Linked DNA regions of Homo sapiens: region 1 is linked to region 2. Evidence: read pairs that join two places in POLR2A ChIA-PET (ENCODE). Cell type or tissue: IMR-90. All regions are shown on one strand. Links, peaks and the distances in the headings refer to the core of each region. The heading gives the core; the rest is flanking DNA.

The links. ChIA-PET counts read pairs that join two places held together with the same protein. Peaks named below come from ENCODE experiments on the same cell type or tissue, not always from the same donor. Only the 100,000 strongest peaks of a DNase experiment are listed, where the experiment ranks them.
Region 1: POLR2A ChIA-PET joins it to region 2 with 5 read pairs; 2 of 35 experiments call an interaction of 5 or more read pairs at or near these places.

Annotation. Positions count from the first base shown.
Region 1 is chr1:205,301,759-205,309,718 of GRCh38, reverse strand. NUAK2 (NUAK family kinase 2) reads left to right here. Exons shown (of 7, transcript NM_030952.3): 3 at 987-1,138; 4 at 1,489-1,554; 5 at 3,412-3,531; 6 at 4,388-4,520; 7 at 5,206-7,656. The coding sequence ends at 6,269. Among named protein-coding and RNA genes, the nearest start is that of NUAK2, 16 kb to the left of the region's middle. RefSeq lists enhancers at 4,846-5,696, 6,550-7,401, 7,402-7,960. In IMR-90, for the core only: no CTCF peak of the experiment used is centred there; no DNase peak of the experiment used is centred there; H3K27ac peaks cover 2,333 bases.
Region 2 is chr1:205,074,740-205,082,699 of GRCh38, reverse strand. It overlaps CNTN2 (contactin 2), which reads right to left. Exons shown (of 23, transcript NM_005076.5): 23 at 4,411-7,960. Among named protein-coding and RNA genes, the nearest start is that of TMEM81, 5.7 kb to the left of the region's middle. RefSeq lists cis regulatory regions at 6,962, 7,412, 7,474 and enhancers at 6,890-7,034, 7,340-7,484, 7,402-7,546. In IMR-90, for the core only: no CTCF peak of the experiment used is centred there; no DNase peak of the experiment used is centred there.

The sequences.
Region 1 (7,960 bases), core at 2,471-6,470, 230 kb before region 2:
TTTTATTCCCTCTTCTGATCCTCAAGACAGACATTATTATTGGCCTTATTTTTCAAATGTATGCATGAGGGCACTGATTATAAACATAACTGTGGCCAGGCGCGGTGGCTCACGCCTGTAATCCCAGCACTTTGGGAGGCCGAGGCGGGCTGATCACATGGTCAGGAGTTCAAGACCAGCCTGGCCAACATGGTGAAACCCCGTCTCTACTAAAAAATACAAAAATTAGCCTGGCATGGTGGCGCGCACCTTTAATCCCTGCTACTCGAGAGGGTGAGGCAGGAGAATCGCTTGAGCCTGGGAGGTGGAGGTTGCAGTGAGCCGAGACCACGCCACTGCACTCCAGCCTAGGTGACAGAGCGAGACTCTGTCTCAATAAATAAAGAAATAACTGTAGGTACCATTTATCGAGTGCTTGTTTATATGTCAGACCTATACCAGCTTGCTCAGCCAGCCCTGGAACTGCTGTTGACTTTTTATATTTCTCACCCCAGCCCTGTGAGGTTGCCTTATTATCCTGCTTTTCAAATGAGGAAACTGAGGCACAGTGGTTTAATGACTTGTCCAAGATCACCCAGCAAACCTGCATTCTTACTCATGTATCTAGAAGAGATTTGCCCAAGGCCACAAGGTGAAAAAGTACCAGGTTCTTGAACCAAGGAGCCTGGCCTTTCATTCCCATCTAGTGACGTCTCTGCCTTCCTGAAAGGGCAGGGTCATTTTCAGAATTCCCAAAAGCCTGAACTTCCACGGAGGCAGAGGATGAGCCAGTGTCTTTGGCCTTAACTCATGGCTCCTGGAAGATGCTGAGAACTTCCAAGGCCCTTCTTCTGCCCTTATTTGCCACCGTATAGCCCCATTAGCAGATATTCCTGGAGGGGGGTCCTGTCTGGTTTGGGGCCTGGGGTCGGGGAGGAGTGAGTCACCCCCAGTGGAGAGCAGTGCACTCTGGGAGGGCCTGACGTTCCTTGCCTTGCTCTGCCCAGTGTTTGAGAACAGCAGCAAGATCGTGATCGTCATGGAGTATGCCAGCCGGGGCGACCTTTATGACTACATCAGCGAGCGGCAGCAGCTCAGTGAGCGCGAAGCTAGGCATTTCTTCCGGCAGATCGTCTCTGCCGTGCACTATTGCCATCAGGTGAGCACCTACCTGCTCCAGCCATATTCTCAGTGGGTGGTCCCCAGGGCTCTAGGGCTGTTTTGGACCAGAGAGGTTCCATGACTTGTCCAGGATCACACAGAAACAGAGGCAAAACTAGATTCTGGACTCTCAGGGAAATGTCAGTGTCTCTGACTTTGAGTCCCTTCTCCGCGGATAGAAGGGCCCGTGATTTCTTGCAGCACATACCGATAAAGATAGGCATTCCCAGCCTACCTGTGCTCAAGCCCACTTGGCTCCCTTTGTGTTTACCTCAGTCTCCAGACTGGGCCCCTCATCATCTTCCCTTCCCTGGTGACCTTCCCGTGACTGCCCTCTCCTTCTTTCAGAACAGAGTTGTCCACCGAGATCTCAAGCTGGAGAACATCCTCTTGGATGCCAATGGGAATATCAAGGTGAGTCCCACTTCTTATTTCTAGAAGCCTCCTTGCCCACCCCAGCTTTTCTGCACTGTCCCCAGCCAAGTAGCTCTAAGCTCTTGGTGGATTCCTGAAGGAGCTGAGCAAGGCTGACCTTCATTGGTACTGGTAGGGACCTCAGCCATCATCCATTCCAACACCTCATTGTGTGGATGGAGAGCTGGAGCCTCAGCTGAGGGGTGCTTTGCACAAGATCACACAACTAGCACGTGGCTGAGCCTGGACTAGAACCAAGATCTTCTGATTCCCAGATGAGTGCTCCTTTGATGTCATAAGGCTGACAGGAGTCTAGATCTAAGGTCAGGTTTGCTACAACCTTGGGACAGGCCCGGCCTGAGTTCTTCTCATGTATGTACACACTTGCATACACACACACATGCATGCTTTAATCTGGTACAATTAGATAGCCCTTTGGAAACTTCCCACAGATGAAGGACTCCAGCTCCAGCTTCCTGCTTTCTGCAGCTGCTAGATTTCCATGCTTAAGTAGTTAAATTTAGGCATGGAGAAGTTCATGTTGATGGGATAAACTGAGATCTCAGGGCTGGAGGAAGGACATGGCACAGGGAGGCTGGCCCCTGCAGGCATCTGGGAAGGTGACGCTGCACTCTGACCCTCTTCAGAATCTTCCTGAACCCAGGACATAGTCTCTTCCAGTGGCTTTTGACCTGTACCCTGAGGTGCCCTGGTACTGAGTTCATTCCCTCTTACCAGCCAATTCCCGGAGCAGGTGGGGCTTTCTTTGATGCTGAGCAGAAGGGAGGGAAGCCAGAGCCAGTAAACCCGCATAATCAGGCACAAACATGGACAGGCATGAACTTTCCTATCTGCACCAATCATGTGCTTCATTATGGGCTTCAACTGGTAACTGCTTGATAAGAGGCCAATAAAACCATAAACAAAGGAGCCAGAGTTTCATAAACAGCCCCTCCCCACCCTGAATACACATAACCCTCTGATGTGGTGAAGAGGTGGGGAGCACCAGGGCATGGCCTCAGCCTCTAACTGAGGATAGGTGGGAAAGGGTCTCTCCGGGCAACGAGACGATGGGGTTGGGTTCTCAAGCCCTCAATATCAGATGGTTCAGGGAGTCTTGGGCTGTAACCACAGCCCTGATGTTTGTTCTGCCCTCATTATTGCTTCTTAGCTATATTGGGCTGACCCCAGGTTCCTGCCACCAAGTTCTTGCCCCGGTGTGCACACAGGAATGAGCCCTTTGCTAGGAAGGGCAGCTCAAGTCTTACGTGGTTCATTGGTTATAGGGCTTGCTTGTTCCTGAGGGCCATGCCATTATCATGAGGTGCTGGCTTTCCCCCTCCATCTGGCTGACCCTCCTTTCCATCACTAAACATCATTAGAGCCTCATGCAGGGTCTCACCTGGGCTAGCAGCTGCAGGAGAGGTGGGGGCAAGGAGGTCAGCATGGGAGTGTACAGTCTGTCTGGAAGGCAGATCTAATGAGCAGGGGCTCCAGGGAGGCATTGGAAACTCTAGGCTTCTAGAAGGAGATGGGAGACTTTCCAAGGGATATGGGCATGAGACAGCATCTCTGTAGTGGAATGCCATGTGAGCAAAGTGGTCTGGGGAGCAGTGAGGATCCTGGAGCCCCCGCAAAGCTCTGTCTAGATGCTCCTTATTGACACAGCTCCTCAGGGTTCGTTCTTCCAGGGCCTGAGCTATGCTGACAGTGCTCAGTGTGGGGTAAGGGTCATGGGGACCCTTTCCTTCTATTGGAGCTTGGGTTTCCCCAGGGTCTGGAGAAGGGCGGGCCAAGAGCTGCAGAAAAACCCAGGCCTTGACATGACCTGTGCCCGTGTTTGACTCAATCCTGCAGATTGCTGACTTCGGTCTCTCCAACCTCTACCATCAAGGCAAGTTCCTGCAGACATTCTGTGGGAGCCCCCTCTATGCCTCGCCAGAGATTGTCAATGGGAAGCCCTACACAGGCCCAGAGGTAAGTGGCCACCCTCCCCTGCCAGCCTGCCTCAGATGTTTACTATGACTTTAGATCCTGGGAGATTGATGGGCTAGTTTTCTCGTTATTCACATTTTCAGAGCACAACTCTCAAGCCTCCCAAAAAGTAGTAACTTGCCAGGTGTCTAGCCAGGAATGGCAAAACTAGAACTAGGCCGGGCACAGTGGCTCACACCTATAATCCCAGCACTTTGGGAGGCCGAGGTGGGTGGATCACTTGAGGTCAGGAGTTCGAGACTAGCCTGGCCAATGTGGTGAAACCCCATCTTTACTTAAAAAAATATAAAATTAATGGGGCTTTGTGGCACCCACCTGTAATCCCAGTTACTTGGGAGGCTGAGGCAGGAGAATCACTTGAACCTGGGAGGCAGAGGTTGCAGTGAGCCAGGATCATGCCACTGCACTCCAGTCTGGGCAACAGAGCAAGACTCCATCTCAAACAAACAAACAAACAAAAACCAAAAAAACCCCTAGAACTAGAACTTAGGTCTCCTGACTCCTAGGTTAGTTCTTTGCCTCCCTCACATTCCTCATTCCTGTTACCTTTCCCAGCACCCAGTCCAGCCTCCTGAGAGTGATGTAGAGATGATATCTGTCACAACCACCCCTTCCCCAGCCCGGAAGAGATGACCTGGCTGTAGCTCTTGTGCTTGTGGCTGTCCCTCGCAGGAAATGCGATTGACAACATCTCAGACCCCTTCTGCAGCATCCCCGTCTTGGCCCCTGGGTAGGAGAGGTGGGTCGTCCTCAGGTGTGCTGGCCTCTGAGTTCTCCAGCATGTAACATTTTCCTGTCTGGTATGGGCATCCCTGCTGACCTCCCCCATCTCTCTCAGGTGGACAGCTGGTCCCTGGGTGTTCTCCTCTACATCCTGGTGCATGGCACCATGCCCTTTGATGGGCATGACCATAAGATCCTAGTGAAACAGATCAGCAACGGGGCCTACCGGGAGCCACCTAAACCCTCTGGTGAGTAAGAGGTGTGGGCGTTCTTATCCAGGCCTGGGGTGTCCTTCACTCATTCCTAAGGCAGAAACTACACAGTGGCACTAAAGTCAAACGGGCAACAGTCCATCATGGCCCATGGTAGGTTAGGGTACCCTCCACCGTATGTCCAATGTTGAGACCTCTGGGGAAGGAGGGGATAGCTCTTTCTTTCCCACAGGGGCATGTTTGATTATATTTGGGAAGTGGTTCCTAAGGTCTCACTTAGATCTTCTTTGCTACAGTTGTCTCATTTCCTATTGCTTTTGTTCTCATCTTCAGAAATCTTTTTGTCCTTCACTATGACTCAGAAGGCAGGAAGAAGGGTGTGAGAGACCCAGTTTACCCTGAACACAGTCTCTACCCTCAGAGGGTTGAATTTCAATGGAGAGAGAGAGGATAGACACCAACATACACACAAGGGCTTATGAAGGGGTCACAGTCCTGAGGGGTCAGAGGACAGAGAGGCAGCTGGAGGAGTCAGTCCAGGAACTCTGGACTGGGGAGCTGTCCTGGGCCAAGGCATGTATAGAGCCCTAGGTTGGAAGGGACGCATCCGACCCAGGAGTATGCAGTGTCATAGCTCAAAAGGGGATGAGCTGGGGACAGGGGACAGGGAGTGCCTATTCTGGGAGCTGCCAAACTGAAGCACCTGCCTTTTGTCTTCCAGATGCCTGTGGCCTGATCCGGTGGCTGTTGATGGTGAACCCCACCCGCCGGGCCACCCTGGAGGATGTGGCCAGTCACTGGTGGGTCAACTGGGGCTACGCCACCCGAGTGGGAGAGCAGGAGGCTCCGCATGAGGGTGGGCACCCTGGCAGTGACTCTGCCCGCGCCTCCATGGCTGACTGGCTCCGGCGTTCCTCCCGCCCCCTCCTGGAGAATGGGGCCAAGGTGTGCAGCTTCTTCAAGCAGCATGCACCTGGTGGGGGAAGCACCACCCCTGGCCTGGAGCGCCAGCATTCGCTCAAGAAGTCCCGCAAGGAGAATGACATGGCCCAGTCTCTCCACAGTGACACGGCTGATGACACTGCCCATCGCCCTGGCAAGAGCAACCTCAAGCTGCCAAAGGGCATTCTCAAGAAGAAGGTGTCAGCCTCTGCAGAAGGGGTACAGGAGGACCCTCCGGAGCTCAGCCCAATCCCTGCGAGCCCAGGGCAGGCTGCCCCCCTGCTCCCCAAGAAGGGCATTCTCAAGAAGCCCCGACAGCGCGAGTCTGGCTACTACTCCTCTCCCGAGCCCAGTGAATCTGGGGAGCTCTTGGACGCAGGCGACGTGTTTGTGAGTGGGGATCCCAAGGAGCAGAAGCCTCCGCAAGCTTCAGGGCTGCTCCTCCATCGCAAAGGCATCCTCAAACTCAATGGCAAGTTCTCCCAGACAGCCTTGGAGCTCGCGGCCCCCACCACCTTCGGCTCCCTGGATGAACTCGCCCCACCTCGCCCCCTGGCCCGGGCCAGCCGACCCTCAGGGGCTGTGAGCGAGGACAGCATCCTGTCCTCTGAGTCCTTTGACCAGCTGGACTTGCCTGAACGGCTCCCAGAGCCCCCACTGCGGGGCTGTGTGTCTGTGGACAACCTCACGGGGCTTGAGGAGCCCCCCTCAGAGGGCCCTGGAAGCTGCCTGAGGCGCTGGCGGCAGGATCCTTTGGGGGACAGCTGCTTTTCCCTGACAGACTGCCAGGAGGTGACAGCGACCTACCGACAGGCACTGAGGGTCTGCTCAAAGCTCACCTGAGTGGAGTAGGCATTGCCCCAGCCCGGTCAGGCTCTCAGATGCAGCTGGTTGCACCCCGAGGGGAGATGCCTTCTCCCCCACCTCCCAGGACCTGCATCCCAGCTCAGAAGGCTGAGAGGGTTTGCAGTGGAGCCCTGAGCAGGGCTGGATATGGGAAGTAGGCAAATGAAATGCGCCAAGGGTTCAGTGTCTGTCTTCAGCCCTGCTGAACGAAGAGGATACTAAAGAGAGGGGAACGGGAATGCCCGCGACAGAGTCCACATTGCCTGTTTCTTGTGTACATGGGGGGGCCACAGAGACCTGGAAAGAGAACTCTCCCAGGGCCCATCTCCTGCATCCCATGAATACTCTGTACACATGGTGCCTTCTAAGGACAGCTCCTTCCCTACTCATTCCCTGCCCAAGTGGGGCCAGACCTCTTTACACACACATTCCCGTTCCTACCAACCACCAGAACTGGATGGTGGCACCCCTAATGTGCATGAGGCATCCTGGGAATGGTCTGGAGTAACGCTTCGTTATTTTTATTTTTATTTTTATTTATTTATTTATTTTTTTGAGACGGAGTTTCGCTCTTGGTGCCCAGGCTAGAGTGCAATGGCGCGATCTCAGCTCACCTCAACCTCCGCCTCCCGGGTTCAAGCGATTCTCCTGCCTCAGCCTCCCTAGTAGCTGGGATTACAGGCGCCCGCCACCATGCCCGGCTAATTTTGTATTTTTAGTAGAGACAGGGTTTCTCCATGTTGGTCAGGCTGGTCTCAAACTCCCGACCTCAGGTGATCCACCCACCTCGGCCTCCCAAAGTGCTGGGATTACAGGCGTGAGCCACCGCGCCCCACCTAACCCTTCCTTATTTAGCCTAGGAGTAAGAGAACACAATCTCTGTTTCTTCAATGGTTCTCTTCCCTTTTCCATCCTCCAAACCTGGCCTGAGCCTCCTGAAGTTGCTGCTGTGAATCTGAAAGACTTGAAAAGCCTCCGCCTGCTGTGTGGACTTCATCTCAAGGGGCCCAGCCTCCTCTGGACTCCACCTTGGACCTCAGTGACTCAGAACTTCTGCCTCTAAGCTGCTCTAAAGTCCAGACTATGGATGTGTTCTCTAGGCCTTCAGGACTCTAGAATGTCCATATTTATTTTTATGTTCTTGGCTTTGTGTTTTAGGAAAAGTGAATCTTGCTGTTTTCAATAATGTGAATGCTATGTTCTGGGAAAATCCACTATGACATCTAAGTTTTGTGTACAGAGAGATATTTTTGCAACTATTTCCACCTCCTCCCACAACCCCCCACACTCCACTCCACACTCTTGAGTCTCTTTACCTAATGGTCTCTACCTAATGGACCTCCGTGGCCAAAAAGTACCATTAAAACCAGAAAGGTGATTGGAAGCAGGCCCTGCTGTTCTCTTTGGTGACTGAGGTGGGGAGGGATGGTGCTGAGCAGGTTTTTGAGCCTTCTCCTAATACTCGTTCCCCTAGGCTGCCAGGGATGGGAAATAGAAAAACTGCCGAATCAAAACAAACGTGAGCTCAGTAGCTCTGGCCTGACCCTATTAAGCACACAGGTGGGAAGGCCCTGGGCCCAGGGTCCCAGTTGCTCTTCCGGCCTTTGGCACTAAAGTAGAAGTGGATTTGGCAGATTATCCCACCCTGCCCCCACCACCTGCCTCCTTCTCCTCCCACCCCTGCTCCT
Region 2 (7,960 bases), core at 1,430-5,429:
GGATTAGTACTTTGATTCCTCCATAGGAAATCCAGTCTTAAGACTCCGAGGCCATTCGGACCGTGTCTGAGATAATTGGCTTGTGGAACCATCAGGGAAAGACTCTTGGCCACCAGCTGAGCTAATTCTACTGAGAGAATTACAACATTTCTTCCTCTCACTTTTCTCTGACTACAGGAGGTAGCAGAAACCAAAGACCAGCGATTCTCTAGATGTGTGTTAGAATCATCTGGATGACCTTGTGAAAAATAAAGGTTCTTGAGCTCTAATCCTGACAATGCTAATTCAGTTTAAATTATGGTCAAAGGATCTCTATTATTTATTTTACTTTTAACTTGTAAAAATTTCAAACCCATAGAAAAGCTGAAAGAAATGTTTGGTGACCATGCATAGAACCTTTACCAAAATTCACCAGGAATTAACATTTTGTCACAATTATCTTTCTCAATATAGATTGATTTTGTTAAACCATTTGAAAGCTAGTCACAGACATTGCAACTCTTAACTCTTAAACCATGTATGCATCTCCTAATAAGGATGTTCTCTGTAACCACAATATCTTTATCACACTAAGAAAATTAACAATTTCTGGCCAGGCGCGGTGGCTCACGCCTGTAATCCCAGCACTTTGGGAGGACGAGGCGGGCAGATCACGAAGTCAGGAGATCGAGACCATCCCGGCTAACACGGTGAAACCCCGTCTCTACTGAAAGTACCAAAAATCAGCCTGGTGTGGTAGCGGGCGCCTGTAGTCCCAGCTACTCGGGAGGCTGAGGCAGGAGAATAGTGTGAACCCAGGAGGCGGAGCTTGCAGTGAGCTGAGATTGCGCCACTGCACTCCAGCCTGGGCGACAGTGCAAGACTCTGTCTCAAAAACAACAACAAAAAATTAACAATTTCTTTCTTTTCTTTTTTTTTTTTGAGACGGAGTTTTGTTCTTGTAGCCCAGGCTGGAGTGCAATGGTGTGATCTCAGCTCACTGTAACCTCTGCCTCCTAGGTTCAAGTGATTTTCCTGCCTCAGCCTCCTGAGTAGCTGGGATTACAGGTGCCTGCCACCATGCCTGGCTAATTTTTTTGTATTTTTAGTAGAGACGGGGTTTCGCCATGTTGGCCAGCCTGGTCAAACTCCTGACCTCAGATGATCCACCTGCCTCGGCCTCCCAAAGTGCTGGGATTACAGGTGTGAACCACTGGACCTGGCCAAAATTTAACAATTTCTTAATCTTATATAGTTTATACAAGTTGAGCATCCCAAGTATGAAAACCTGAAATCTGTAATGCTCCAAAACTTGAAACTTTTTGAGTACCAACATGGTGCTCAAAGGAAATGCTTATTGGAAGAGCTTAGATTTCGGATTTCTTGGATTTGGGATGCTTAACCTATAAGTATAATGCAAAGATGCCAAAATCTGAAAAAGTCTGAAATCTGGAACATGTCTGGTCCCAAACATTTTGGATAAGGGATACTCAGCCTGTATTCACTTCTCAATATCCAAAATCTTAACAGCTTTTTAATTTCATTTTTGATCCAGGATCAAATAGAAGTTCATGTGTTATGTTTCTCTTAAGTATCTTCTTTTACAACAGACCTCCTGCATTCCTTTGTCTTTCATGACATTGATTTCGTTGAATAATTTACTCCAGTTGTCTTAGATAAGATTCCATAATTTGTATTTGCCATTTCCTCATGAGTAGATTCATGAGGAATGAATCTTAAACATTTTTGACAAGAGCCCTATGTAGATATGTACTTAACTGCACCACATTACAAGGCTCATGTTTTTGTTTATGTTTTTGTTTTTTGAGATGGAGTCTTACTGTATCATCCAGACTAGAGTGCAGTGGTGCAATCTCGGCTCACTGTAACCTCTGCCTCCCGGGTTCAAGTGATTCTGATGCCTCAGCCTCCTGAGTAGCTGGGACTATAGGCATGTGCCACCACGCCTATAGATGGGGTTTCACCATGTTGGCCAGGCTGGTCTCAAACTCTTGACCTCAGGTGATCCGCCCACCTCGGCCTGTCAAAATGTTGGGATTACAAGCGTGAGCCACCGCGCCCAGCCAAGGTTGACCCACTATTGATAATAAGCTTGATCATTTGGTTAAGGTGGTGGATGGCCAGATCTCACCACCAATGTGTGTGTGTGTGTGTGTGTGTGTGTGTGTGTGTGTATTTTCCCCTTTGTAATTCATAGTCTGTGGGGTAATACTTTATGATTATATGGCTCTCCAAAAACTCTTCACATATTTTGGCATCCATTGTTTTTGCCTTGTTGAACATTACATGTTGGGGACTGCAAACTGGCAATTCTTTATGTTCATCTTACCTATATTAGCCTGCATTTCTCTGTAAAGAAGAGCTTACTCTTTTTACCCTCTTTATTTTTGAGGTCTCAATAGATTCTTCTTATTCAGTGAGCTATATATAATCCATTATCATTTTATCTTTTTTTTAACTTTTTAGGTTTAGGGGTACATGTGCAGGATTGTTGCATAGGTAAATTGCATGTCATGGGGGTTTGGTGTACAAATGATCATTATCTTGATGTTCAAATTGTCCCCAATTTTGGCCAGTAGGAGTCCCCTCAGGCAAGCTCTTTTGCCCTTTTGCTGTGGTTTTATTTGACATTGAGCATTTTCTTGCTTCTAGTACAACACGGTATCTCAGATTCACATTTGGACTCTCCTTGCCCCAAACCTGAATCTGGTCTTTCCCCAAGGAACCCTGGTTCCTCTTAGTGTGGGGAGTAGCATTGAGAAACCAAGGTTTGCATGTTGGGTGTGCTCATTGCTACTGGGGAGTCATTGCTCCTAGGCTGTCTCAGTGTCCTAGATGTATATCATGAGTTCAGAGCATCTTTGTTGTTTAAGGTTGTTAGGTGGTTCTGATATATGGCTAAGGTTGAGAACCACTGACTGAGGCCCAGGCATAGGGAGTCATTTTACTGTTGCTCTTATTTTAAAAAAGATCTTACATTTTACACGTACCCTTACCCCCATTCTGTTTACTTCAGAGGGGATAGATTTCAGAAGACCTGGGTTCTGGGCCTTGTTCTGCTGTTGATGGTGTAATGGGGCAAGCTACCTGACATCATCTTTGAAATAGGTGATTGTGAGGATCCAGTGAGATCCTGTGAGGTAAACTGAAGTACGGGACATGAGTTCAGGAATATTATTGATGAAGCATTCAGTACGGGACAACTTGCTGAGACATTCAGGAGATAGCTTGCTGTACTTTAAGCAAGCAGTCTTGACACTAGAAGACCATAAAATATCCTACTTTAATGAACTCAACATGACATTGCTGAGGAGGGAGGAAGACTGATGGGTACTATGTCCCATTTTCCAGATGGAGAGACTGAGTAACTTTTGCAGTCTTCTGTTGCAGCCAGTAGTCAAGCATGGGATGGACTATTGCACAGTTCTGGCATTATAACCCTCTATGCATTGGGCTCTTGAGTTTTGACTCCAAGGATGTGAAGGGATTGAGCAGAGAAGAGAACAAAAGATGCTCAGTTGTGTTAGTAAAGCAAAACCTGTTGAAGTCTGTGCAGGTAATCTACCTTTGCAGGGTCAAGGGGATGCTGACTGGACTAATATTTGGGTTTTAGAGTGGCTGGTGTTCCCACATCCCCTTTGGGGGCAAAGTGGAAGAGATGACCGTTTTGTGATATCATACTGGTGTCCGTACAGGCCCCTTCCGGAGGCTTGTTGTCAGCCTGGGCTTCCAGGCACACAGCTAATGAGTATTCAGGCCTCCATTCACCATCTCCCTCTTCGCTGAAAAAAGCTGGGGGCGTAGTCAGCATGGAGCCCTACCTGCTTTGCACTAAAAGACTCAAAACACAGAGTCGTGCAAGTGTATCTCCACACACATTTTCATCTGTAATAAAAGTTTGATAGGCCGGGCACGTGGCTCATGCCCATAATCCCAGCACTTTGGGAGGCCGAAGTGGGTGGATCACCTGAGGTCAGGAGTTGGAGACCAGCTTGGCCAACATGGTGAAACCCTGTCTCTACTAGAAAATACAAAAATTAGCCAGTTGTGGTGGCAGGTGCCTATAATCCCAGCTACTCAGGAGGCTGAAGCAGGAGAATCGCTTGAACCCAGGAGGTAGAGGTTGCAGCGAGCTGAGATTATGCCATTGCACTCCAGCCTGGGCGACAAGAGCGAAACTCTGTCTCAAAAAAAAAAAAGTTTGATAAATGGTTATCGAATGTGTGAGAAAGTGTGGCTGGAAAGTGACTAGTAATTCACACCCTTGTGGCTGCTGTGAACCAAGAGTAGAGGCAGCAGCCTCGTTCTCACCAGTTGGGTATCATTAATATATCTGCAGGGAGACTTTCCTTTGGGACCACTGAGTCAACACCTCAAAGATGTCTTAAAAATCAGGCCACCTTGAAGCAGTACCATCACATAAGCATTGTTTACTGCCACTGTATTAGGTAAAGCCAACTGATTCTAGCCAAATGCCTGCCTGTGCTCTGCTTGGACCTGCCTTAAGATCTTGGCCTAATTTTTCCCTCCTCCTGGGACTGGATGAAGCAATATAGACTGTATGTTGTAACTTACTTATATTTCACTGTGTGGGGGGTAAAGAAATTCTTGGATAAAAGCCTCTGGAGTGAAGAACAGGACAAGGAGGTATGCTTTAGCCTGATGATAACACCCACAGCTCGTGCCAGCTTCCCCAACAGGTTGAGAAACCATCTTTATTTAAGAACTGCCTGCTACCAGAGTCAATAAATAACTATCATTACAAGAAGTACAGGAGAGAAACAGTAGGCCAACGGGAGTGGTTCCATTTTAACAAACACTGAGTCAAGTCAGTGGTCTGATGAAGCCCTAGCATTTGCCAAGCTGTGAGCCTCTCTAAGCTGTGCAGGCCCTGGATGGGACGGGTAAGTTGGAGGAGTCTTGGGGCCGAGGCAAGATGTATCCCATCTAAGGGCACTAAGTGTCATAGGCCCCAAAGGCTGCCTGGGGCTGTGGCCAAAGCTATCTGACCCATTTTGTTTCTCTCATTTTCCTTTACGTCCTGTCTTCCCAAAGCCTATGACCATATACACAAGTCCACGGGTGTTCCGCAGCTACCAGGTGCCTGTTTCCATGGAGCTTTTTGGGGGCACACAGAAAAATGCCCACCTAATGCCTTTTATGCTAAGAGCCTCTCTGGCAATCCCCATCACATCCAGGAGGAAGCCTAGGGTGGGTGTCACCCAGGGAGACAGAGCACCACTGTCATGCCAGTGGCCACAGGTTTGAGGATACTGTGTCTCCCACCAATGAGCCAGTTGGCAGTCCCATTCTGAGACCAGGCAGAGAAAAGATTCCTCTGTAGCTGGGGAAGAGATTAAGGGAGTCAAACATTCCTAGCCATTTTGGGCTCTTGCCCAGAGTACAGGCTGGCTGGCCCTTGGGGCTGCCCTAAAGAGGCAGCATACGCTGGGATGAGCACTGGGCTGTAACCAGAATTCCTAGATGAGCCCCCTTAATGGCTTCCCATAAGGTGCAGGGCCACAGAAGGTGGGATCTCCAAGACTTCCTGGGCTGAACACTTTGATTCTAAGAGTCTCATCTCTGGATGGACACTTGGACCATCTCCTGCCCCTCCAGTCACAGCTTCACCTTTCCCAAATCCCATGTCAACAGCTGTCAAAATTCCTCAAAGCTCCCTCAGAAAGAAGCCTCTTCCTTATTCCAGGGCCTCCTGGAATGAGGAAGGTCATTCCAGAGGTTTTTTTCTGATGTTTAACCTCAGTCTCGTCTGTTGTTACTTTATGAAAAGAAAAAGACACCCCCACCTACCCCCATGGCCTTGCCACTCCCTGGCACCATTTGTATCATTTGTTGCCCTGAATGAAAGCAGATAACCTGACCTTGCTGGGCCCTGAGACTCTGTCTGGAGAGAGCTGCCTTCCCCCTGAGGCTGGGTGTACATCTGGACTGTTAGAGCAACAAGGACCAGAGAGCCAGGGCAAAGGGCTCTGTAAGGGGAGCCCAAATGTATGCAGAAGAGAGGACACTTGTCTCCCTAGGCCCTGGAGAGGTGCCTACAGTTGGTTCCTTTTCCTAGTCCCCAGGGTGTTTACTGGCCACTAAGCTGTGGGGTAAAGTACTTGTTTGTGGCTGTTCCTCTTGCCGCCTCCTCTGGGGCTTGATGTATGAGAGGAGATAACCCAGAACTGTGGTCTCATGATCGCAGTGAAAATAAGCACACTCTCAACTCCCCCAGCCCATCTGGGCAGAGAACACGAAAATCAGAGAACCCCTGCGCAGGAGGGGATCCTGAGAAACATCTAATCTAGTCTTCTGCAAGCAAGCTCATGTACAAGTCACTCTAGCAGGAGGCTGTTGCATTTTACAAGCTTGCATGTCCTCAGGTCACCTATTGTCTTATTAAACCTTAGTCAGTACTCTACCTGAAATCTCAGGCTGCAGGAACATTTATTTTGTTGTCGTTCTATCCCTCAAACAAATTCTGCCTGCCCAGTGGTTAGGTTTTCCTGGGGCTCAGTTTTCCCTGGCTAAAAACCCTTCGTGGGTCTCCCAGGAGGTCTGCCTTCCTCCCCTTTTTAGTGGACCTCATTAGCATTAAGGTACTTACTTGTGAGTAACTATCGTTGGCCTGAAGCAAGTTTAGTGGCTGTAGCCTCTAGCTTCACTGGTTAGGTCCTATGCCAAACCAGCTCCTCCCTCGGCCCAGCAACTGGACACCTGTCCCCTGCTTCCCCTGACGCAGCCCGAGGCAATGAGGAACGAATTGGATAAAACTTGGAAGGAGGTTTTGTTCAGCATCCCCTTTCTGATAGAGAACCAGGCACAGGCCAAGTCGTGGCCAGAGGGGGGCCAGGAGGGATGCTAGGCCAAGTTTGGACTCCCTGTCAGGGAGAATGGTCGTATAGCTGAGCCCCTAGCACCCTTGCTTGTAAGGGTTGGGAAGAGGTGAGGAGGCTTTCATTAGCCAGCTCCAGGAAAGCTGACCTGGGCTAGGGGTGGGTGGGTAGGGTGCAGTGGGGGTTTGGCTGTGGCAGGGAAAAGGCATGTGAGCTTATATTTTTAAAAAATTGTAGTGGGTAAACATCAACATAAACCTGCCCAGGAAAATAGAGCAGGACTTAAAAGTTTAAAAAACCATAACAAAATAGAGCTCTAACTATAAACTACAGAAAACAGGCTCGGAGCTTCCGAGGACATATGCCCTTCAAGATGCCTGTCCCGCTGCCCCCTGTGAAGGGCCACCTGTCGGAGCATGGGCTTTGGGGTTTCCTAGTTGTGCTGCTGCTCTTGCCTAGGGAATCTGCTCTTGCTTTGGCCTCTTTTCTTGGGGCAAGAGTGAGGGGGACAGGGAGCTTCAAGTCAGCCCTCCATGTTGAAGTTTGGTAGAAGCTCTGCCCACACCTTGGACGGGAACCCAGCCATGCCAATCCCCATGATCACCAATCCGAACCCCTTGAAGTAGAATTTTCACACCCTACTGACTAATCACCTTCTTAGCCAGGCCATAGCCATTCAGCAGTGCCTCCTTCCTCTGGGTAGACAAACAGCCTTGAACAGAAAGGTGGAAGACTCGAGTTCTTAACCCAGCCCCATCTCTTCTGGGCTGTGTGACCTTGGGAATCCCAGACCCTCTCTGGACCACCTCCATTTCCTCATCTGTAAAGTGAGGGGCTTGAAGAAGTTGAGCTCTAAGGCTTCTTCCAGCTCTGACGTTCTGTGACTGGTAGTATACCCAGAGCTCAGGAAAGGATGGCCCATTTATTAACCCCTTTTTCTCCGGGGAAATGCAAGCAGTCCAAGGCCGTCTGGGAGCGGATCTGGCCAGGTGGTCCTAGGTATACCTGGGAGCAGGCAGGGCCACATTTATCCTCTGCCCTTCCCAGAAACCTCCCAATACCAGGACACACAGCATGAATGCTGCATTCCCCTCCCAGGCAGGAGTGAGTCAGTGCTGGGA